2 separate regions of the Mus musculus genome follow, and region 1 is linked to region 2. A link is a loop called in an ENCODE intact Hi-C map of the cell type or tissue named here. Cell type or tissue: gastrocnemius. All regions are shown on one strand. Each heading gives the region's core, and the rest is flanking DNA. Links, peaks and the distances in the headings are about the cores only.

Region 1 (12,228 bases), core at 1,365-9,364, 530 kb after region 2:
CGGCACAGCGGCTGAGCTGTCGAGGGTCATGTGGCTTTGCAGTTAGCGTCAACATGGTCCTGGAAAAATGTTCACAGAGTCTTGCTGATGAATAGTGCCTCACACATCCCTTGTGAGTGCCCGGTCAGCGTTTTTAGAGGTTCGTGAGAGCAGTGCTTCTGGCCATCAGCAGGAAGCACCTGGCTTTGCAAAGCTGGGGCAGAAATAGGAGCTGGAGTTTATATGCCACATGCTGGCTTGGACATTTGTTTGCCGAGTGGTCACGTGCACTCTAGAGTGACCAAGGAAAGAGGAGGAGGATAGATCTTCACAGCTGTACCATGGTAATATGAGTTTCCCGGAGGCTGAGGTTCAGGAGTAAGAAGGCGAAAGGATATGTCCTTGTGCGGGAGGATACTCTCCTCAGTAAGAGCTGCTGAGGGGGCAGGGCTAGAGGGATGGCTTAGCCAGGAAGAGTGGTTCTTTTGCTCAGCACAGGCATCGGGCAATTCACAACCACCTTAGCATCAGCTGTGGGGAAACTGAAGCCTGTTTAAAGCCTCTGTGGGTATCTGCACTCACACACTTGGTCTCTCTCTCTCTCCCTCTCTCTCTCTCTCTCTCTGTCTCTCTCTCTCTCTCTTTCTCTCTCTCTCTCTCACACACACACACACACACACACACTTCCTTTTTTACTATTAAAAGCAAAAGAACTGTTCTGTCTTAGGTTGGGCCATTTGATTGAGTGATAGAGGATTTGCCTAGCTAATAAGGTTCTGGGTTTAGTTCCCATGGGGGAGAAGCTGCTGAAGGCATACCTCTAGCTCTGTAGCAGCTTGTGCTCTCATGTTAATTATGTTCCCCCTAAACCTGTTTTTAGTGTCCCACATGTAGGCTAAAGGAAGCTTGCCCACACCCCCAGATGGATCTGATTGGGAAATAAAGTTGCCAGTGACCAATGGCTGGGCAGGGAGACAGGAGTGGGCGAGAAAGAATCCACCATGAGAAGGACATAGGATGGACCACGCTGGGAAGGAGCAGAAGGGTGAGACAGCAGAAATGTAAGGGGAAAGCGGGCCCAAGAAAGGCTGCCCAGAAGGAAACAGGGCAGCAAAGATAAAATATAGATTTAGTAAGTATTAATTCAGGAATATCAGAGGGCAGTGTGTTAGCCACGTGGAGGTTCAGGAGTGCCCCAACCATTGAGCTGGCTAAGGCATATTAAAAATAAGCTGGTGTGTGTGTGTGTGTGTGTGTGTGTGTGTGTGTGTGTAGACCTGCTGGAAGCTTAGAGCCATTTAACAATTTACCGCTGCATAGACCTAGCTAAAAACCTTTGCATCTTGTCCTTTTTTTGACAAGAGAAAAATCTTGGGCTGACACTTAGTAACCAGTTTTGAGTGAACACATAGGATTTCTTATATCTCATGAGGAAAACCTTTTCCTGGCAGAAGAAGGTCATGCTATAAAACACTTAATCTTGCTTTATGACGTATCTTTTCTATGAGTCAACTCTGAGATGTTGACTAAAGCTGTAAAGAAGAGTTTGTCTGGTAGGAGACAGTCCATTCTCAGGCTCCCCACCGCACAGCCACATATGTGTACAGCCACGTCCCTTCTATCTGGAACCCTGTCTACTCAGAATGATCGAGGATAATGTTCTTTCCATCTCTATCATTCTGTAACTTTATGATTTAGTGACTGTGGGCAGCTATGTAAGGAAACAAATGGAGGCATCCCGTTTGTTATGAATATGAAGTGTGTGCTTATGCTCCTATATGTTTGCATTTAGAGATGAGGGATTTGGGAAGACAGAGGTAAAGAAGGCCATTAGTGTGGTGGCCAAACTAGTAGGGTTGCTGTTTGAGAAAAGGCATGGCAAGTGTTTTTCTGTATCAACACACAGAGCTTTGAAAGGCCACCAAGGACACAGTGAGAAGGTGGCTATAATCCAAGATGAAACCCCACTGGATAGACCATCTTGGTCTTCCAGGTATGTGAACATGTGTGTGTTAAGTCACCAACCCTGTGGGACTGGAAAAGGAAGTCTGAATGGACTAAATATACCTCTTCCTCCCTCAGGGTAACTATGATTTAATAGCTTTTAGGAGAGTGTATTTAGCTTTGTCTCCCATTGACAAAGGGATTTAAAAAAATGAACTGGATCCTGGAAAATGAGGCATGCTACTGCTTCGGAAATTTTGGAGCTATCTATAGTAGGGGCCCAGTGACTGAGTCTTTCCCAAGGTGAAGTTATGAATGTCTCTGGGGAATTTTCTCTATTATTAACAAATCTTGAACACAAGTTGGGTGTCCAACAATGTAATTCACTTGTGACACTAGGTTCTGAGTTACTGTCAGATCTGACCAGTTAAGGAGCTCAGCCTTATACAACTTCCCTTTTAGGTGCCAGTTGCAAGTTCCTGACCAGTCAGCCTTTTTACTGACTGTGTACCAGGAGCCCCACCCCCCACCCCATTTCCTTAATTCTGGTAGTATGCTCAAGAGGGTACATCCCCTGCCCCAAAAGCATTTTTCTTACGTTGGTTTGTTTACGTTGATTTGATGCCAACACAAGGACAGCTAAATGCAAGGTAAATGTAAGACAAGGTAAGGTGTAGTTAAGGTAAGACGCTCCCATGTTGTCCTCAGGAGTACTCTTCTCCAACTCAGAAGTTCTCCAAACCTGCATGCCCTCGAGTTTTCAAGCCACAGTTTCTACTGCCTGAGCTCTTTCTCAGAGGATATTGGGGGCCGGGTTGAAATGTCCAAATCTCTAGTTTCTAGTATTTTCTGGTAGTCAGCTTCATGCTGATGCTATCTGGTAGCCAGCTTCATGCTGATGCTACTTAAGGGGCTACCTTTAGTTATTTCACAGCAAAGCTCAGATGTGATGAAAAGGAACACATTAAAAATAACAGAGAATTAATTCCTATCACTCAGAAAACCCAAGCTAGGAGCTCACAGCAAAGATCAAACAGATTTCTCATATCACCGTGTCCAACATGGAGCATGCCTGATCTTGCATAATCTGTGCTGCTGTGAGGAGGCTGTCGGGTCATTCTCAGAGCAAAAGTGTGGGGTTTGGAAAGCTTGAAACAATACTAATTAATGGGTAAAGAATTTTAATGCTGCTTCTATTGAAAGACCTTGTATGTAGGACACTAGTGGACCAGATGTGGGGCAAGTGGACTGTAGTCCACTGACTTCCAGAAGGATCTATCACCCCAAGCACCCAGGTCACAGAACAAAGAACTTAAGGGTGTGAAGTCCAGTTTCCCTCGATACACCCAGCTACTCTCAGCCCTGGCTGTCTCATTGGCCAGTTCTTATCTCATGGAGACTCTCTGACCCAGAGCTCCAAAATCTCTTCACCCAGCTCGATAAGTTCCCTCTGGCAGGTCGTTACCCCACCAGCCCTGTGCTTCACCGCCCCCCCCCCGACTTTGTGATGCACATCTGGCAAACTTGCCCTTTGCCACTGTACCCTTTTCTCTTGAACCCAGTCAAATCCCTACGAGAAGGAAAACACCACACAAACTTAGTTCAAAAACAACAATAATTCAATTGCTGGGCACAACAACTAGAATCCTAATCTTGTAAGCCATATTAAATCTAAATCCTCCATATAAGTTGGGAGACACTAGTAGCTACATCTTGCCCTCTTGCTATCCCCCTCCAAAAAGCTCCTGTCTCCTCTTCCTTTCTTCCTCAGTTCAACCTGGAAGTCACGCCCACTCTCCCAGTGATTGGTCCCTTTATTCATTGGGGGAAGGTTCACAAGAAGTCACCTCAGTATGTGACTCATTCCTCATTCCAGCCCCTCCTGGGAAAGCAGAATTGCATCAAAATACAAGCAGCACTAGGGCTATCCACAACAGAGTCCTCCTTGGGGGCTCTATTGGGATTCTACACTTCTTGAACAGTGAATGATCTCTGGGAACTGATATATTTTAAGGACCTGTGGAAGGGTGGCAAGCCAGGCACAGAAGAGTTGGACACCAAATACAAGGGTCCCCATGAGAAGCCTGAGGGATCTGAACCGTGACCTGGACCCCAGGCTTTCTATGAAGCAAAGATAGACCCTTTTGGACTTCTTTAATTGGAACAAGACATTATCATTATGCAGTAGGGTGGAGAGCCAAAGGACAACTATGGTTTGCTGTGAATGTAGAATGGTTTTTAAAAAAAGATTTATTTATTTATTTTATGCATATGAGTATACCATTGCTTTCTTCAGACACACCAGAAGAGGGCACCAGATCCCATTACAGATGGTTGTGAGCCACCATGTGATTGCTAGGAATTGAACTCAGGACCTCTGGAAGAGTAGCCAGTGCTCTTAACTGGTGAGCCACCTCTTGAGCCCTGAATGTAGAATGTTTTGCTTGTCACACATATGCCAATCTGAACTCAGACTCATCCAGTCCTGGTCTCCCAGCCTATTGTAAAAGCATACTGTGCTGATTAATTTCAATTGGCAACTTGATAAGATCCAGAATCCCTTAGGAGGTGGGCCTTTGAACATGCCTGTGGGGCATTATCTTGATTAGGTTAATTGAGGTTGGAAGACCCTCCCACTCTGGGTGGCACCATCCCTTGGGATGGAATCTTGGATGGCACAAAGAGAAAGAAAGCTTAGCATGAACATTCATTACTCTCTGCTTCCTGACTGCAATGTGAACAGTTGTCTCAAGCTTGCCCTGCCTTGACAGCTCCACCATGGGCTACACAGATTGTAAGCCAGAATAAACCCTTTCTTCCTTGGGGTGCCTTTGGGGTATTTTATCACACACACACACACACACACACACACACACACACACACACACACACCGAGAGAGAGAGAGAGAGAGAGAGAGAGAGAGAGAGAGAGAGAGAGAGAGAGAGAGAGAGAGAGACAAAAAACACACTGGATAGTTACTTATTCTCACTGAACCCAGAAACTGTAGATTTGGCTAAAATGCCTGCTCTGCAAGCCCCTGCAATTTTCTTGTCTATACCTCCCCAGCAACTGGGGTTACAGCCTAGCTTTTTTTCTTTTTTCATGGGCACTGGGGATCAGATTCAGGCCTCAGCTGCTTCACCAATTCATCTATGTCCCAAGCCCTGATTGGGTGTGATGTAAACCTTGACAAATTAGCATATATTATCTTATCAAGATATTGAGCCCAAAATAGTGTAACCCTTTGGATCTCTTGGGGTACTCTGTGAGCGTGTAATACTTTTTTTTTAAAGGTAAAATTATAGGTGTTAAAGCCTGCATGCTATTGGTATCTGCATTTTTATAAAACCTCGATTGGTACTTTGTATGTGAGACATCCTTTCCAGATTTTTTAAAACTGATTTTGTAAAAATACAATGTCACTTATTTAAATACAGCTAAAGCTATATTAACAGAGGCAGAGCTCCACGGGAAGCTGACTGGGTGGAAGGCCCAGGGATCACAGATATGTGGTCGTGGTTTCTAATAGTCTCGGTTTATGGGCACCAAGTGCTGTGTCTTGCACTTTCGTGTTCATTAGGCGCAGCTAATTACTTTGATCTGTTTTCTTTCAGGTTCCATTCTACATGCCACATTGTGCACCCGTCTGTGTCTCCCAATTGTCTTCTCTGCCCTCATTTGCCTTGGGCTGATCTGTTGAAAGTCGCAGAGACCAGGCAGCCCTCTAGTGGTGAGTGTGATCAGGAGCCATCTGGACTGATATTTTATGTGGAGCATCCTAGTCCCTTCTTTTCTGAGTGTCCTCCTCCCCCTCTAGGCTCACAGAGTCTATCAGACTTAACCTGTAGGCAATACGAACAAACACCAGCTGACTTAATCTCATTTATCAAAATAAATGGTGTTTTTACAGGGTTGCTAGGAGAGTTAAAGGACCAGGCTACAACTTCTGTGGGGGGACACAAGAACCCTCAATTCATGCCACAGGGAAGGGATCATTCACGGTGTCAGGGCTGCATAGTAGACTGTCTGCTGGGCAGGGAAGGGAAGAGGGCAGAGGGTTTAGGAAAAAAGGGGGTGGGAGAGAACCTGTGTCCTGCCAGAGCTCTGGTGCACTGGACAGGCAGACGTGGGGGACTGCTGAGAGCTCTTTAAGCGGCCTGGGTGGGCGTCAGGCTGTGGGAAGCCACGGAACCCCAGTCCGTGGGGGTACAGTGGAAGCAGTCCAGGGTTTCTGGGCCTCATGGAGGCCAGAGACGACAGGTTCTCAATCTCGGACATCCCAGACGTCACTGTATGTCTCAGAAGAGCTGAGAACAAAGTGAGGGCCCTGGGGATGGCTCAGTCAGTCCCAGAGCCAAAAGGGAGAAGAGAGCAGGGGGAGAAAGGGGGGCGCTGGGTGGTTTCCACGAGGGTGAGAGTCCTTGGTCTGGTCTGGTGGCTGAAAACACAGGGAGGCCTCTTGGGAGATTAGACGTAGCTCTTTAGGGGCAGGCCTATTCCATCATTCAAGCACGGTGGGTCTTGATGAGCAGAGATAGACCATGGCTTTAGAGCTTTTTTAAAGGCAGAGAGAAAGAGAGAAGGTAGAGAAAGAGAGGCTGGCTATGGCCACGTGGAGAGAGGAGGGGGAAGGGAAGGGGACAAGGAGATCAGGGAAAATGAGAGTAGGGGAACAAGAGCTTAAGAGAGAAGAGGGGCCAAGCAACCCCTTTTGTAGTGGGCGGGGCTATCTTGCAGTTGCAGGGTAGCTGTGGGGAGGAGCATACCTGGCTATTACCAGGTAACTGTGAGGGTGGTGTCTAGCCAGAATGCCAGGAGCTTGGGACTTTGTCTGTGTGACTGATAGTCACAGGATTATGGAGTTGGGGGCTCCGTGGTGTCAGGCACCTATGTCTGGGAGCATGGCTCACTGTTCTGTCCCTTGTAGAGTTTTTCTACTGGGTCTCCAGAGTAAGCTTTGCTCAACCAAAACACAGGCTGCCTTTTAGGGTCCCACAGAAGGGTGTCAAGCCATACCACAGACTGGACTCAGTCAGTTTCTCAACCGGAGGGGAACCAGGATTTCGGTAAGCAGGTGGACAAGGAGTCGGTGAAAAGTGACAAACAGACACTGACACAGAGAGAGTGCTGTATCTGAATATAATTTCTCAAAGCGAGCATCAGACTTACAATACAGAAGAAAACAAAGAAGTTAGGTGACACATCAGCCAAGGTACATTGAAGTTATCTGACACAAAACAGAAAAATGCATAAATAGAGACTAACAGGAACCAGGCAGTGTTTACAACTGAGATAAGATCAGCCCTATTTAAAATCAGCTATTCACAGGAGCCAGGTGAAAGGGCTGATACGTCCAGGTGCAATTTTAGTCTATTGCTTGACCCATCACCAAGGGTCCCTTAGTAAATACCTAATTATGCTATTCCTCTGGGCTTAGAGAAAAACATGCACCAGAGAAGTTCTGTTCTACTAACCCTTACATGAACAATACAATACTCTAGTTCCTCCTTAGACCACAACCCGATTTGACTTTCTTCTTAAACCATTGTAAATTCCTGTATATGGGAGTGACTCGGCTGTTATTCTAAGTGATTTTGTGGGGGACTTTCTTCTATTAAGTAATATAGTCTGCCATACATAACTATAAAAGAATTCTAAACTTACTTTGCAAAGCTTGCCCTGAGCTTTCTAGCTCCTATCCAGTAAAATACTGCAAGAAAGTACACAAGAGCCTCCACACTATCAGAGGGACAAGTTTGGAGCATTTGCGCTATGGGATGCCAAGGATCCAGGAGACTAAGTTTCCGTGAAACTTTTTGCCTCAGGACTGTGTCCAAGCTTTTGGGCTTGCCACGCAGACTTCACTGGATGTGGCAAAACCACCCTACTGCTGCCAAGAAAACAGGATCTGCAACTGCAGCCACTGCTAGAGCACATCACATAGCCACTGCTTAAAGCACCAGATTCTGATCAGTTCTGACTGGTGAATTCTGTAGCCATAATTCCTTGTAAAGGATGTTGGAAAAGGTAGTTTGTGACACTTCAGCTTTTTTTTTTTTTGTGAAAATAATGTTTTGCCTTCTCTAATGGAGCATTCCTAAGAGTGGGTCTCCATTTAAAGATGAGGCATTCAGATGATCGAAGCCAGAAGTGACAACTGTCCATGCTGTGAAGTAAATGACACCAACTTTCTGCCTTGGGGCGCAGATTATTGAAATCTAAACAAAAACCAAACAAAGACTGGCAAGACTAATCATGGTGGCAGTGATACTTTACTGATTTGCTATTTGGTTTTGTGTTACTCTCTTTCTTCCTTCCTTCCTTCCTTCCTTCCTTCCTTTCTTTCTTTCTTTCTTTCACTCTTTCGCTCTTTCGCTCTTTCGCTCTTTCACTCTTTCTCTCTCTCTTTCTCTCTTTCTTCCTTTCTTCTCTCCTTCCTTTCTTGCTTTCTTTTTCTTTTTTCCTCTTTATTGGATATTTTCTTTATTTACATTTCAAATGTTATTCCCTTTCCAGGTCTCCCATCCAGAACCCCCCTATTCCATCCCACCTCCCCCTGCCTCTATGAGGGTTCTCCCCTACACACCCTCCCACTCCTGCTTTTCCACCCTGTCATTTCCCTACACTGGGGCATCAAACCCCCACAGAACCAAGGGCCTCTCTTCCCACTGATGTCCAACAAGGCCATCCTTTACTATATACATGGCTGGAGCCATGGGTCCCTCCATGTGTACTCTTTGATTGATGGTCCAGTCCCCGGGAGCTTACTCTTTCAAAATCCACGGTGCTTGGAGAATCACTTAAAATGTAAGTGTTTAAAGTTTACTAGGCTAAGAGTTTCAGCTCCATTAGAATACTTTCAGGGAAGCTCTTCTCCCCTCCCCTCCCCTCCCCTCCCCTCCCCTCCCCTCCCCTCCCCTCCCCTCTCTTTCCCTCCCCAGGGCTACATTATCCTTAGTATTGAGCTGGGGCGGCTTGTTTCCCACTCAGGATGATTTCTACTTTGTAGATAAAAGTTGTATTTTTAGAAACTTCCAAACTGGACCACTTCAACCCTTAAAATTCCCATGGTGATTAATCAGAGTAACCTTATTTAACCAATTTCTTTGATTTTATATTTTAAAAAGTCACAAATAGAGCAAAAGATGCCATTTCTAATTAGATACTTTAAAAAGGGTGTCCCATTTCAGATTTTTACTGAATATTATCCAGTTTCCTTTTGCTTAGCGGTGGAGTCTCTGACAGAAGGATGCAGTTGAGAATGAGAGACTGCGGGGATTGAACTTCCTGAGTAGTGGCATAGGTGATTTACTCTGGAGGACATGCCTGCTGTTGACATGCAGTTATTTTAGACAGCAGTCCACATTACTTGAACATTGCTGTTGTTGCAGGGGGAAAATGAGTCTGGGCTCATTCCAATAAGATTTGCATCTTTATATTGACAAAAGCATGTCTTGACCTAGGAAATCTTGGGAGTAGATAATTAAATAGCAGAAAATTGCTCATATGCCTGAATACTCAGCTCATGGAATTATTTAAGTAGTAAGTCAGTTAATCTGTTACCATTCACTAAGATCTGTCTGTGTTCGAGCTCTGTACTGAATGCTTTGCATTACCTTTGGGACAGTCTTTCTAACAATTCAGGTCTAGGAGTTGATCTAACCTAGCTTTATGGACTGAGCGACTTCTCAATATCTCCAGTGTTATGATGTCCATTGTCTGGTTACCCAGCTCCTGTCATGTAAGCCAAACTATTTAGTTCCTCTAGAGAACTCTGACTAATACACCGATTTGGATGACGAACAGTTTTCAGAGTGTTGGATTTGACATTTCTGCAAAAAAATTTTATGGATTCATGTTAGCTCCATATGGTTTGTCAATGAAGATTCAGAAGAACAGGTAGAGAGGAAGTGCTTGTATGTTTGTGCCCAATCGGTTCACTGTGAAGATTTCTGTTCAGGTCTGGGAACCATCTCTACGTTCTGTCTTGTCAAATACACTACTCTCAGCTATGATGCTCATTTCTATAGGACAGCAATGCTGCTGTTTCTCATTGCTCTTCACAACCTGTTTGTGTTGAAACAGTTTAGAACTGCTAACCTGGGTGGTTCTCTTAGTCCATTTAATGGCCATTAAAGCATCCCTCACCATTCATCAGGCTGCCTGTGGATAGTGACTTTCGATGACTGTCACAAAAGTTGTCACTGTGCTACACTGTGATCTTACACAAATGCAAGTCTGACCCAGAGTTTGCAGAAAGCATGAATGAGCCTTTGTTCTGGTCATGCCCAAAAGCATGTGTGACCTGAAATAACACATTTTCTTAACCATGTCCCTTTTGAACTTTCTAGGGAGTAAACACTGTGCTCCTGGCTGTGACATCATCACATTATGCTTGCTGCAGGGACCCTAAACGACGATGAAGATAATGTACAAGGCAAAGCACCTGCCTCCACTCCTGCTTCCCTCAGGGCTAAAACTGAGGCAGGAGGACAGGTTAGGCCTGTGTGTGGGCATGTGCGTGTGAGGGGAGCACTAGGGCTGTGGTGAACTCCCTCAGACATCTGTTGCATGGCATTTAGCAGCTTTAAACAATGCCTGCCTCCTGATCTCACAGTCATGTAGGTCACAGATCTGGTTGGACAGGGTCCAGCTGGGTCTCTGGTTTTAAGTTTCACAATCCCAAATCAAGGTGTGGCATAGCTGACCACCATATTCCTTTCTAGGGGCTCTCTGAGTAAATCTACTTTTAATGGCATTCAAATGCTGGGGTGGGGGGAAATCCAATTACAGGGAGTTGTGGGAATGAAGTTCCTGTTTTGTCTGTCTCTCTGCCAGAGTGTAGGAATAGTTAGGTTTAGTCTTTGATTCTCTAGATCATGTGCTCCTTTTCTTGTCTTTAAAGTCAGCAGCAGCGGGTCACGTCCTCTTGCATCAGGTCTCTCTGACCTTTTTCTTCGCTTCCATTTCTCTTTTGCTTCCACTTGAAGAAATATTGATACTCTGAAGGGCTCTTGTGATTAGACTGGGCCTATTGAGCTCATCCAGACATCCAGACACATCCTCTGTGTTTAATGCCTCTATCCCAATCTTGTCTGCAATGTCTATCTTCTGCCACAAAACAACATTTTCAGAGGTTGCAGATGCTAGAGAACTGTTGTTCTGTTGACAACATATTTGTAGTTGTTGTCATCCATATATTCATCCCGGGTCTGATGTAGTGAGTGAGATGCATTCAAATCAGCATGTTAGCACTGTGTTCATAGCCCAATATTGATAAAACAATCCACTTAACCCACCATCCTCTGGAATGAAGTCGGTGGCTGGATACAGCCATGGGTGCATCCTAGGACCTTAAGTCCTCTGGTCTACTTACTCTTCATATGGTAAGAGTGTGGGAGTGAGGAGCAGCAGGAACTAGGAACGATGTTGGACCCTCTCTGGACTTCCTACCTCAGTTAAAGTGTAGATTGTGGGCGTACCCAGGCACCAAAGGAAATTTAATCCTCAAGAGAAGGGACCACTGGCATAAGGTGCAAGGGTTGGGGATCTCCTTCCAGCAGCTAAGCTGATGAGACCTTTAGAATTTCATTTTGCATTCATAAAAATTGTATTAGTGGAGCCTTTGTTGCTGCTGCTGGTGGTGGTAGTGGTGCGTGCGTGCGTGCGTGCGTGCGTGCGTGCGTGTGTGTGTGTTGTGTGATGCTGTAGAGGAGACAGCACAGAGGTTTCACTTTTGCTGGCTTTGATTCAAACCTTAGCTATGCCCCTTATAAATGAATGAATCACGTGGAACCTTGTCATATGTCAGAATCGAACCCGGTAATCATAGGCGTGACAGACATTACAGCTTTTTCACACTCACTCATGCTTATTATTATTTCTACCAATGTCATGATGTGTATTTGAGAGGGCACGTGTTAAAAAAAAACCTGGAATGTAATAGGCACGTCATACATTTCAATGTATTGATGAAGTCTAGCGATGATATGTTCTCTCTTACTCTCCGAGAGAGAACGGACATTCAGAGCACTTGCTCAGTCTGTGGTATACCTACTATCATTGACTAATTACAAATACCACTAAGGTGTCACTGAATGTGGGTGGCATGGATAAGACATGCCAGTAACTGGCTCTTCTGAGCAGGTACAAGCCAGCTCACCATCCATCCACCGACTGAACTCTGATGTGCTGGGCACAATTCAGTGCTGGAGAGATACAGTGTGGACTACAATTGAGTTTTACATTAGCTTCTCTGTTCTCTCTCTCTCTCACTCTCTCTCTCTCTCTCTCTCTCTCTCTCT
Region 2 (12,228 bases), core at 1,946-9,945:
TTACCGGCATTCTTAACTATTTTTGAGTGCTTACAAAATTTCAGTGCTTTTATAGTGCTACTGTAAACTAAATGTAGCAATCAAGGTAAGGTGAGTTTCATTGAGAGTAAGAGCAGTTAGATTTAGATGAAATTTAAAAGTTTTACTGATTAAAATGCAAACTATTTTTAAAACAAGTCTTATTCCAGTTAAGATTTTATTTGAGTAATATATTTCTATTTACCTTATATTAAAATTACATACTCTCTGTGATACCATAGTAAAATTGAGAATTAGGCTTTAATGTTGTTTAGTTTAGTTTAGTTTTGTTTGAGACAGAGTCTCACTAAGTAGCCTTAGCTGGCCTGTAACTACCTATGTAGACTAGACTACCTTGAACTCAGAGATCATCTGCCTCTGTCTCCCAAGTGCTAAGATTTTTCAAGAATATACATAATCATCTTGCTTTTCATAAGTAATTCTGGTAGGGAGATATCAGTAGTTAAAATTTAATTGAAGACAGTTTAAATTCTTATCATATCAGGTCTTAAACATTTTTTGGAAGTCTGAATGTTTTGTTAGCTAATCCCTAGTGACTTACTTGGTTTCCGTCGTCCTTCCAAAATGATGTGTTAACGTGGCTCTTACTGCTGAAAGCCTTTTGTATTTTAGATGATTCTTTTTTCTATTCTGCCTTTTACTTTCAAAGACTGTGCCTCAGAGACATCACCACAAATGTTCACCACAAATGTATCTGCTGCTACTTACAGTCCATTTCACAGAAGAAAACTTGTGAGGAAGCCATGTGGCTTTCTGCTAAATTCTTTTATAGGCTAATTATTCTCTTTCCCATCGGTTTGCTTTTGTATAGTTGGAAGGGGGGAAAAGCAAAAAAAAAAAAATCAGATTTCTGGATAGCCATTTTCTATCAAATGTATTGCTAAATTAAGTCAAAATTAACAAACATATTTGATTAATTTGACAGTTTTTCTGAGACTCAATTAGAAGCATTTCAGTTTTAATAGGGTAACAGTCTCTTGAATCCATGAATATATGCATTGGTTCAGAAGAGTTAGCTGAAAATTCAAAATGACTTGTTTAATAACAAAAGGTACTTAGCTGAGTATGATAGGAGACCTGTAATCTCAACACCCACAGGCTGTGGCAGGAGGATTGCCTCGCCTGTAGGCTACCCTGGGCTACTGAATTAAGTGTGTTTATATCTATCTGCCTACCTGCCTGTCTCTCTTGTCTGTCTATCTATCTCTGTCTTGTCTGTCTGTCTAGCTAGCTAGCTATGTGTGTGTCTCTGTCTCTCTCCTCAACAACTTAGAAATTGTGCTGCTAGTTACTATTTAAGGACTCGTGTGTTTATCTTAAAATGTCCCTTTTTGTTTGTTCCACTGGAATTGATTGAAAAAATAATAGTAATAAGCCTTTTTTATGTTGAATTATTGACTTGGAAACTGTGATTCATTGAGTATTTATATGCAAAAGAGAGGGTTTCAAAGTTAAACTGGTTTTAGACTTCATAAGGATGTAAATAACTTTAATTAGCATTCTGATAACAAAATTACTATTTGGTGCAGTTCATTCTTTCTGCTCTCCTTTTGAACTTGAGTATACAAGATATATTTTATTTTGTCACATAAATATTTTTTAAGAACTTCACTGAATGTATATGAGTTAATGTTTGATTTGTTTCTGTATAGTACGATCAAAAATAGTTGAAAATTTTGCACTTTATTAGTCTCTTGGAAATTTATATTCTAATATTTTTAAAGAGTGTACATTTATTTTGTACATAATAAATTAGCTTTGTATATGACAAGGGTTTGAATGAAATAAAAAGATGACGCTACTTTCATTATTTGGTTTGTAGTTCTGTTTATGGTCTTAGACTAGTATTTGCTGTGTCTGAATTTCTTTAAGGAGACAAAGAATTGACTGCAGTATTCAGTAAACAGGAAACCAAACACTGTTTGTTTCTCAGATGAGAATCTCCTTTGATCTGAACAAGGTGAGTATTAATATTATTTCATCAGGCTCTCATTTTAAATCATCCCAAAAACATTGATCCAGTTTTTTCTCAATAAGCAATAATCTTAAATTTTCATGTTATCTTAACCAGATTATACATTCAATTTTTAAAATTTTCCTTTTCATAATCGAAATATTTTATGCTTCAGCTTTTTCATTTTTATCTAACAGTTAAATCCTACTCTAGAGCCACCCTCACACTCTGTGCACCAACTTTGTGTGTCGAAGCACTACCCTAACTGTTCATTTTTGGTTATGGTAGCAACAAAACAAACGCTCCTCCAGCCTCTTGATGGTGCTTTGGGTCTGTGTCCAGACCCACTACAGAAACTGGCAATGTGAGCTGGTCACAATGCTGCATTTTATGGAAGGCTCTTCACTGGAGTCTTCTGTACTACATACATCAATGTCTCTAAATCAATGGGTGATCAAAGCCAGGTCAGTCACAGGGTCAGTTAAAACCATATCAGACATCAGATAAGTGTTTTCAAATGATGATAAAGCTTATGTTTTATTGTCATTTCATATCACATCAATCAACTGATGAGAATTTTTTTTAAACCTTTGGAGTTTGGCCTAATGATACAGAACTATAAGCCTTACTACTTGAGAGTCTAAGGCAGGAGGATCAGAAGTTCAAGGCTTATGTGGACTACAGAGTTAGTTCAAGGCAAACTCAGACAATTTAATAATACCATGTCTCAGAAATGGGAGGCCTGGCTGCCTTTGAAACCTCAAGACTCACCCCAAGAAACACACGTCCTTCAACAAGGCCACACCTCCTAATCCTTTACAAACAATTCCACCAACTGGTGGACAACGTTCAAACAGTGGCCTATAGGGAACCATTCTCATTCAAACCACCACACTTGCCTACTTGATGTACTCGTGTATGTTGGTGAATGCCCTGACATCACTTTCTTTTCTTCTGTGACTATAAAAGTCTATAGAAAAGATTCATGTTATTTGGGGCAACCCAACTCTATTCCTGGACCATGTTCACCTATATTTGGCTCAAATAAAGTATCTCTTATTCTCTTTGAAGTTAAGAGCTATGTTTTGCATTGACAGTTGACCAATGGTAAGAGAACTGTTTTTCAAGAACAAAAAACTTTCATTCAGACAAATTCCCATAAAATTAGTAGCAAAATTGACTATCTAATTTGTGCATGTAGACACTGTCACCTGTCCAGCACCAGCCTTTTGAGAAATAACTTGATAAATTCTATTCCTACAAGTAATAAGTTCCCACATATAAACTTACCCAAGTAGGTAAGGTTCCTAAGGTACTTGTGTGTATTAAAGCCACATCAGAAAACTAGGCCTTATAGCTTCTCAACAGGGAGCACAACAGTCTATCTGGGCTCCATAAAAAGGACATCGACAGTGGACGTGGTGGTGCAGGCCTTTAATCCCAATACTTGGGAGGTAGAGGATCCTCCTGAGTTTGAGGTCAGCCTTGTCTACAAAGTGAATTCCAGGCCAGCCTGGGATATGAGACCTGTCTCAAAAAGGCAAAAGCCAGTACGGTCAGGACAGCCCCTCTTACTTATTATCCAACCATATTAGATGCTTGTATCAAAGGACCAAAAGGCAAGGAACTCCTGACTGTCCCCACTGCTTGCTGAGCCCAGTCAAACTGCCATCCCTCCATCTGAGCTGCTCTGGTGCCTTGTCTCAAACATACTGCCCCCGTACAGCTCATCAAACCTATTTCTTGGCTCTGAGCCTCCATCAGCCCCAACTGGATGTGCTAATATCTCATTGAATCCCTGTCTTCACATCTATATCAGTTCTCTCTGCTGCTGCTTCCAGAAAGACTTTTGTTTTCTTTGTAGTCATTCTGTAACCTATACATACACATTTATTGTATGAAATAATGGATGACTTAATAGTAGCAACAAAGATTGGAATAAAAGGGCCATTAAAATCAATCTCAATGGCACACACCTTTAAACTATCCTCTTGGAATGCAGAGACAGGCAGGTGGATCTCTGAGAGTTCTAGGTCAGCCAGGATGCCAAAGTGAAACCCGGTTTTCAAAAAACGGTTGTTGGGGTGCCGGAGAGAGAGCTTAGCAGGGTAAGAGTACTTGTGATACAAGTCTGATGTCTTGAGTTCAGCCCCCAGAACTCATGGTGGAAGGAGAGAACTGATTCTTAAAAACCGTCCTTTGATCTCTGCATGTTCACCATTCTTGTGTGCACATGTACACTCTCACACATCACACACAAACACACACAGACACACACAACTGGAGTAAAAGGACCTATGATTGCCAATGGCCAGCTATCAAGAGAAGTCCTAGTTGGTAAATTGTAACCAAGGAATCCAACAAAGCTTGTGAGTTTATTGTTATTCAACAAATTCTGGCACTGTGTAAATAAAGATATAGACTTGTCCATATGTGTTTCTGATTCTGACATGCTTACAATATGAATTACATTTAAATTATATTTTTGTAAAAGAAGCAACACTTTCTTTTCCTTTTTTTTTTTTAAAGATTTATTTTATTTTATTATATGTGAGTACGTTGTAGCTGTCTTAAGTCACTCCAGAAGAGGGCGTCAGATCTTGTTAGGGATGGTTGTGAGCCACCATGTGGTTGCTGGGATTTGAGCTCAAGACCTAAGAAGAGCAGTCTGTGCTCTTAACCTCTGAGCCATCTCACCAGCCCCGAAGCAACACTTTGTAATATGTGAATATTTACAGTGTCAAAAGTTTAACCTGTTGAAGTCAAGACAAAAATTTTGGGTATTAAATATAAAAACATGTGAATGTACACTATATATAGTTATTAAATTACTTTTAAAGTTTAAAGAAAGAAGAGGTAGATTGGTTGCTGTCTATTTGTCTCTGGTGTTCTGTGGAGCTAGGAAAGAAGAAGTCCCAGAACCAAGGCTAAGCAAGGCTCCGCTGCTGATCTACACTTATCCTCATGTCTAGTTTTAGACTCCATTTCTGAAACACTGGGGCCTGCCTCTGTGGGTACTGAAAAGTCCAGAGGGTGCCAGGCTGAGAGCTAACTTAGGACTAAAAAACCCAGGTTGGGGGGTGGGGGTGGGGGGGGGGACTCAGTGCTGGAGCAGTACCAGGCAGGTACCAGGCATGATTTTGATTTGGGACTGGGAAGGTTGAGGACCAGATACCTTGAGAAAGTGGTACCTAAAGTTATATAGCTATGGTGCTGGAGAGATGGCTCAGTGGTTAAGAGCACTAAACTAGCTGCTCTTCCTGCAGTCCAGAGTTCAATTCCCAGCAACCACATGGTGGCTCACAACCATCTGTAATGAAATCTGACGGCTTCTTCTGACATGCAGGTGTACATGCAAATAAAGCACTCATATACATAGAATAAGTAAATCATTAATGTTATGTAGCTACACTGTATATTTCAAATTTTTATCTGCTGTTGATGTGGGCCATCATTTTGATGAGAAATGTCTTTAAAACCGATTTAAAAAACAAACCCTTGAAACACTCAGGGCAGTTTGAAATACATTCAGAGTTAAAAGCACAGCTCTTGCTGTGTGAGGTGGCCCATGCCTAAAATTTTAGCGACTTGTAAACTAAGACAAAATCAAACGTTTGAGGCCAACTTGAGCAATGTAGACAGCTTTGTCCCAAGACAGGAAAAAATGTGATTTCCAATCGACGAAATCTTGAGTGGAAGTATTGTTACAGCTTCAAAAAGATATGGCATGTTTTCAGTGAGGTATGATTCCTTCTTAAGCAGTAGTCATTACAGGAGCTCTAACTGCAATTCCAAATGACATGCCAAACGGTATCAAGAAAATTTGATATTCAAGCTATAAAATCTATAAATTGTTTTAGGATGCTTTCACTAAATGTAGTGCCAATAAGTATCAGGCTTTACCTTATACTAACCCATGTTAAAATTTCTGAGTTGGATAGAACAGAAGGATCTCAAATTACAGTAATGCTCTGACCAAGCAATGTTTGAAAAACATAAGCACACAACATTGCTTTGCCAGTGCTCAGTGCTTCCTAGAACGCCCAATAGTACCCTCCACTGGCTACTCTATATGGTATTATTTTGAATGAATTGATTTTGATTTAATGAGGCAGGAGCTCAGGTAACCTAGGAATTGGTTATGTAGTTGGAAATGACTAAACACTTGATTTTCTTGCCTCCACCTTCTGACGCTGGGATTACAAATGTGTGCCAACCAGCCAGGTTTATGTGGTGCTGGGGACTGAAGCCAGAACTTTGTACTAGAAAAGCAATCTACCTCCCCAGCCTCTGGTTTTCAGTTTTCCATAGAAGAAAATGGAGCTTGCTAAATTCAAGGAATTTATTGCAAATTATCAGTAACAGAAATCCTACCCACTGTCTGCCACCGTGGCCAGAAATCCTACCCAATGTCTGCTACCGTGGCTAACGCCTTTAATTCCAGCACCAGGAAGGCATCTATTAGTCAGAGGCCAGCCTGGTCTACATAGTTCCAATCTAGACAGGGATACATAGTCAGATCCTGTCAAAACACAGAAACCAGCCACGTTCACTGGAGCGCTTTTGAGCAATAAGGAGCATCTAACGGTGCCTAGCTCTTCAGCCATGCATGCAGGTGTCCAGGTGAGACTGGCTTCGGTTGTGAGTCCTACTTAAATGTACTTAAGTCTACTTTGTGCAAGCGGACTGGTGTCGCACGCAGCTTGATTCTAGCCAGGCCAGGGTGGGACCCGGGCCTGGAGGTTTCCTTGTGGCCTGTGAGTCGCCAGCAGACCAAGGGTGACGCCCAGCACGGGCGTGGCGGGGCGACCGCGGCTCCTATTCGCCGACCGCCTGAGGCCACCTCCCTCCCCAGCTGCGGGCGCCACCACGGAGCTCACGGCCGAGGACCGCGCGGGCGGGCGAGAGGAAGCATGCTGGACTTCGCCATCTTCGCCGTGACGTTCCTGCTGGCGCTGGTGGGAGCGGTGCTGTACCTCTACCCGGTAACTCCCAACTCGGGTTTCGGGGGTGCGCCTGCGCCGCGAGGACCTGGGCGGGCGGTCGGCCGGGAGCGCTTGCGGAAGAGCCACGTGGCTCCGCCCCGGCGTGCGTTCCCCGTGCGCATGAGTGCTGTGGTCGCTGAGCTGTGGTCCTGGGCGGGTCCCTCATTCTCCCTGTCCCGGACGGGTTTTGGGAGGTGGCGATCAATTCATTACCTTGGGTGACTTTGGAGACATTGACTTCTTCGAGCCCCAATCCCATTTGCTTCTACATCAGGGGAGAAACTCCTTCCATCTTTTCCTAGCATCCCCCTGCATATGCCCCGGCACCGTTGTTGGAATGGGCGAGCTGAGCTCCCCAACCCAAACTTTGTCCACCTGTCCTTTTCAGAGGGGAACCTCTCAAAACTCCGGAGTTACTGTTAAGGAACTTCCTTAAAGTGTATTGTATAAAGCTGGGCGTTGCATACATCTGTAATCCCAGCCCGGGGTGAGGAGGATGGGGTGGGAGCTCAAAGCTCACCCTGGACTACATCAAACCCTGTCTTTAAAAGAATATGTATGTACAAAGTGTGGTGGATTTATGGAAAAGTGGAAAGGTAGTGAACAGCCCCGGGTAGATGAATGGTGATGGAGATGCCCCTTAGAAGTGTCCTGTTCTGAGTTAGTGGTTGATTAGACTAATATAGAAACCACATACCTGAACTCCTGAGAAACAAAACACTGATATGAAGAAGTTGAGAGCTCAGGCCTTTCAAGAATAAGAGGACTGTGTCCTAGCCAACTGGAGCGAATGTAAAACCAGACCGGGAAGACAGATGGGTGTAAATGGCTGAAAAGCTATTCAAAGGACTTTTAAGTCTGCGTTCTACTGGAGGATTTCAATGGATAAGTGGCTATTTTAGTTTAAAGGAAAACTGGGAATGCTGTGTTGGGCCTGTAATCATAGCACTTGGATGGTGGAGGCAGGAGAGTTCAAGGGTTTCTTCCAAAATGGACCTGAGTTCTAGGCCAGTCTGGATCACATGAGCCCTTGTCTTAAATTTTAAAATTTGTATACTAGAAAAAAAATTAAAAATATATGTGGCAAAAAAATGTCTTCAATTCATTCCTTTTAAAAAATGCAAATCTTGGAATCAAGGGATTTTCAGCTTTAAAGGAGAACTTTAATTTGCAGGCTGGCCGTGTCTAATTCCCAGACACTCTGGGAGCTCTGGTGGGAGGATTGTAAGCTTGAAGCCATCTTGGGCAATGAATGTTGTGAGACCCCACTTCAGAACAATCCTAATATTATTAGTAAAGTTTTCTGATAGTCGTCCCGCTACTGTGTTAAGAACGGACTGTAATTATGGGGCTGAGGCAAGGGTGGGGTTAGAGAGAGTAGGCGGAAAGATAACTGCTGTCATTTTGGTGAGAGATGGTGTGTGCTTGAACCCCAGTGTCATAGCACATGGTGAGAAATACAACATTGTTAAGATAAAGCCAGTGAGACGGGATATAAAACTCGAGGCTGAAAGAAGCTGGAAGAAAAACACTTCTGGGGGTGGAGATGGGGACTGGCAGATAGAAGAATGGATTTCCCCATGGAATGTGAAGATTTTGTTTAGTTTGTATCTTGGTGGGAAATTAATGAGGTTTCATAGAGATCAGAAGTTTGGGGTTACGTGAGCCAGGTTTAAGATGCCTGTTTGACATCAAGTGAGACAAAATCAAGTACAAAAGTCTTGAGGTTTAAGGTTAAAAAACCAGACTGGAACAGTTTGGGAACTGCCAGTGTATATATTGTATCGAAGCTAGGAAGTTTGTTCCAGTCTCCTAGAAAATTTAGATGTAGGAAAGAAGAGGTCCAAGGACTAAGCCCAGAATTCTCCATATTAGATAGAGGCTGAAGAGAGGAGTTGGGGTAAGGGAGGGGAGGACCGTAAAGACCCCTGGGGAGGAGCAGTCGGACCCGACAAAGGCAAAGAGTCATCCATTGAGTCAAGTGTGGCAAAATATGCCAAGGAAGCTCAGGCTGGAGAATTCAGGAGTATTGATAATCCAAGATGAGCGGCTCCTCAGTGGGATGATGAGGTGATGGCCGAGCTGGAGTGTACCGCAAGGTCCTAAGGATGCAGAATTCTGTAGAGTTTTGCCCTACTCCCTAACAATTCATTCAGCCCTTAGAGTGGTTCGTATCCCCAATGCGACTGATGAAAAACCTAGGTTTTCATTTATCAATTGGAGATAGGGTTTGGGTTAGGGAAGGGAGTTTGTGTCCACTTCTCTCAGCACTGGAACCCATCTGATGCTGGCCATGGCCAAACGACCTTCTGTGAGTCGTTTGTGCATTGGCCCTGCTATGTTTAGAAAGCCTTGTGTCTCTGGTTTCCTTCAGACCCTTTGGCACTTAAAATCTTTCCATTTCCTCTTCTGAAAAGTTCACTGAACCTGAGGGGAGTGATTTGATGGGGACATCCTGTTTAGGATGAAGTATTCCAGGATCTCTCACTCTCTGCATTGTCTGGCTGTGGCTCTGTGTATTTGTTCCCATCTGCTGCAGGAGAAAGCATCTCTGATGATGGCTGGGCAAGGCACTGATCAGTGTGTATAACAGAATGTTGTTACTCATTTCATTGTTTTGTTCCTTGAGCAGAACAGGAGTTTTTTGGCTTTCTCAGGCACCCAGACCTGCTTAGTCTCAGGTTTTTGTCCAGTGTCAGGAATGGGTTCCATTTCATGGCATGGGCCTTAAATTCAAATCTTGCAAGCCAGTCATCATTGTAGATCAAAGGGATTGTAGCTGGATTGGTGTTTATCTTTCTCTTTGGCAGCAGGCAGAGCTCCTTCCAGTACGCTGAACACTAGGTCGGTGGGGGTGAAGGTTCCAGGTGGGCACCAGCTTGACTTCTCTGTGTTCAATGAGTATGTATGTGTTGTCTTTTGCAAGAAGGTTTTACCATTAGTTGTGTCAAGAAACCAGTAGCCTGGGCTGTTTGGGGTCTCACATGGAACCCTTTTGGTCAACAAGTCAAGTAGATGTAACCCATTCTGGTACTGGAAGCTTCATTTGGTGACGAGAGATGGCAAGCTAGAATGCTGCCTCCTCTGTTACTTTGAGATTTGTTTTAAATTACTTTCCTATATGTATGTATTTTAGGATGCTTTTAGTACTGATTTAGGTTTCCATATGACACCTCAAATGACCCTTAATTTTAGCTGTTTCTCCTCCTAGTCCCTCCCTTGGCGCCTTTCTCTTCCCCCTCCCTGTTTGATCCTCCTATTGCAGTCTCCCCCACCCATCCATAACTATCTATTCTATTTCCCCTTCCTAGAGAGAGCCCTCCCTCCCCCCTAGTCCCTTACTCTGTACCTAACCTCTTTGGGTCAAAGGATTGTAGCTTGCTTATTGAAAATGTAACAGTTAACATCAACATATAAGAAAATTCATACCATATTTGTCTTTCTGGGTCTGGGTTACCTTACTCAGGACAATTTTTTTTTCTAGTTTCATCCATTTAATACCTATGAATTTCATGATTTCAAACTCTCTCTCTCTCTCTCTCTCTCTCTCTCTCTCTTTTTTACTTTTATAAGCACATATACAACATATAGGCCCAAATGCTTTTAATGAATGAAATTTTCGAAACTTACAAGGAAGTAAACATCAAAGAATATAAACTTTCCTTTCTAAAGAATAGGGCACACTTTCTAATTAGGTGTATATAATCAGCAAAGTATTAATTCAAAGGGTTGAAGAGATGGCTCAGTCATTAAGAGCATTTACAGTTCTTGCTGAGAACATGAGTTTGTTTTGCTGCACCCATGTTAAGTGATTCATAACTTCTCATAACTATAGTTCTTGACTACCATACTCCTTCTCTGGCCTCAGAAGGTATCCACATGTATCTAAAATATATTTTCACAGATACATACACATAAATAAAAATGCAAAAGGAAAGCAAAGGATTATATATTTTTGATATTTTTTTTCTTTGTGAAAAAAATATATGTATGTGTATAATGTATACATACATGTGTATATATATGTGTGTGTGTGTATATATGCATATATATGTGTCTGTATGCATATATATGTGTGTGTATATGTATGTATATACAAAATTCCTCTTCCTCTTCACTTCCTTCTCTCTTTCCTCCCTGACAATGAATTTCTTTTAAAGCACAAATGTAAATGTGGGGATGAACAAGGAATATATTCAAAGACCACCTCTGAGAGGCCCAGCTTCTGTCCAAAATAGTACATGAGAGCTTTAGACTCAGCCGTGGTAATCACAAAGTTCTCTCAAGGGACATCTTTTACAGGATAGCTGTCTTCTCTACACCAGAGATTGTGCAGAGCCAGGGCACTGCAGTCTGCAAAGAATTCTCATCAAGGACTTGAGCCTTTGAGCTTTAGGAAAGTTTCTTATATGAATGTGGATGCCCTTGCATTTGGAGCATAGATGTTCAGAATTGAGAGTTCATCTTGTTAGATTTTTCCTTTGATGAGTATGAAGTGCCCCTCCTTGTCCTTTTTGATAACTTTTGGTTGAAAGTTGATTTTATTTGATATTAGAATGGCTACTCCAGCTTGTTTCTTGGGACTATTTGCTTGGAATATTGTTTTCCAGCCTTTCACTCTGAGGTGGTGTCTGTCTTTGTCACTGAGGTGGGTTTCCTGTAAGCAGCAAAATGTTGGGTCCTGTTTACATATCCAGTCTGTTAGCCTATGCCTTTTTATTGGGGAATTGAGTCCATTGATGCTAAGAGATATTAAGGAATAGTGATTGTTGCTTCCTGTTATTTTTGATATTATTTTTATATTTGTGTGGCTATCTTCTTTGGGGTTTGTTGAAAGGTTACTTTCTTGCTTTTTCAGGGGTGTAGTTCCCCTCCTTGTGTTGGAGTTTTTCATCTAATTATCCTTTGTTTGGCTGGATTTATGGACAGATATTGTGTAAATTTATTTTTGTCATAGAATATCTTGTTTTCTCCATCTATGGTAATTGAGAGTTTTGCTGGGTATAGTAGCCTGGGCTGGCATTTGTGTTCTCTTAGGGTCTGTATGACATCTGCCCAGGATCTTCTGACTTTCATAGTCTCTGGTGAAAATTCTGGTATAATTCTGATAGGTCTGCCTTTATATGTTACTTGACCTTTTTCCCTTACTGCTTTTAATATCCTTTCTTTGTTTAGTGCATTTGTGTTTTGACTATTATGTGACAGGAGGAATTTCTTTTCTGGTCCAGTCTATTTGGAATTCTGTAGGCT

The links. A loop is a pair of places that touch in the nucleus more often than their neighbours do. Peaks named below come from ENCODE experiments on the same cell type or tissue, not always from the same donor. Only the 100,000 strongest peaks of a DNase experiment are listed, where the experiment ranks them.
Region 1: it touches region 2 in a loop (8-fold over the local background); 10 of 42 quality-filtered maps call a loop at or near these places.

Annotation. Positions count from the first base shown.
Region 1 is chr1:60,862,969-60,875,196 of GRCm38, forward strand. It overlaps Gm38137 (a long non-coding RNA gene), which reads left to right and starts at 857. Exons shown (of 3, transcript XR_865466.1): 1 at 857-1,024; 2 at 5,539-5,654. In gastrocnemius, for the core only: a CTCF peak has its summit at 5,659 (motif pointing left); a DNase peak (open chromatin) is centred at 5,637; H3K27ac peaks cover 2,209 bases.
Region 2 is chr1:60,336,480-60,348,707 of GRCm38, forward strand. Cyp20a1 (cytochrome P450, family 20, subfamily a, polypeptide 1) reads left to right here and starts at 6,821. Exons shown (of 13, transcript NM_030013.3): 1 at 6,821-6,978. The coding sequence starts at 6,907. It also overlaps a transcript of Nbeal1 not described here. In gastrocnemius, for the core only: CTCF peaks have their summits at 4,602 (motif pointing right) and 6,860; a DNase peak (open chromatin) is centred at 6,929; H3K4me3 peaks cover 1,980 bases; H3K27ac peaks cover 2,156 bases.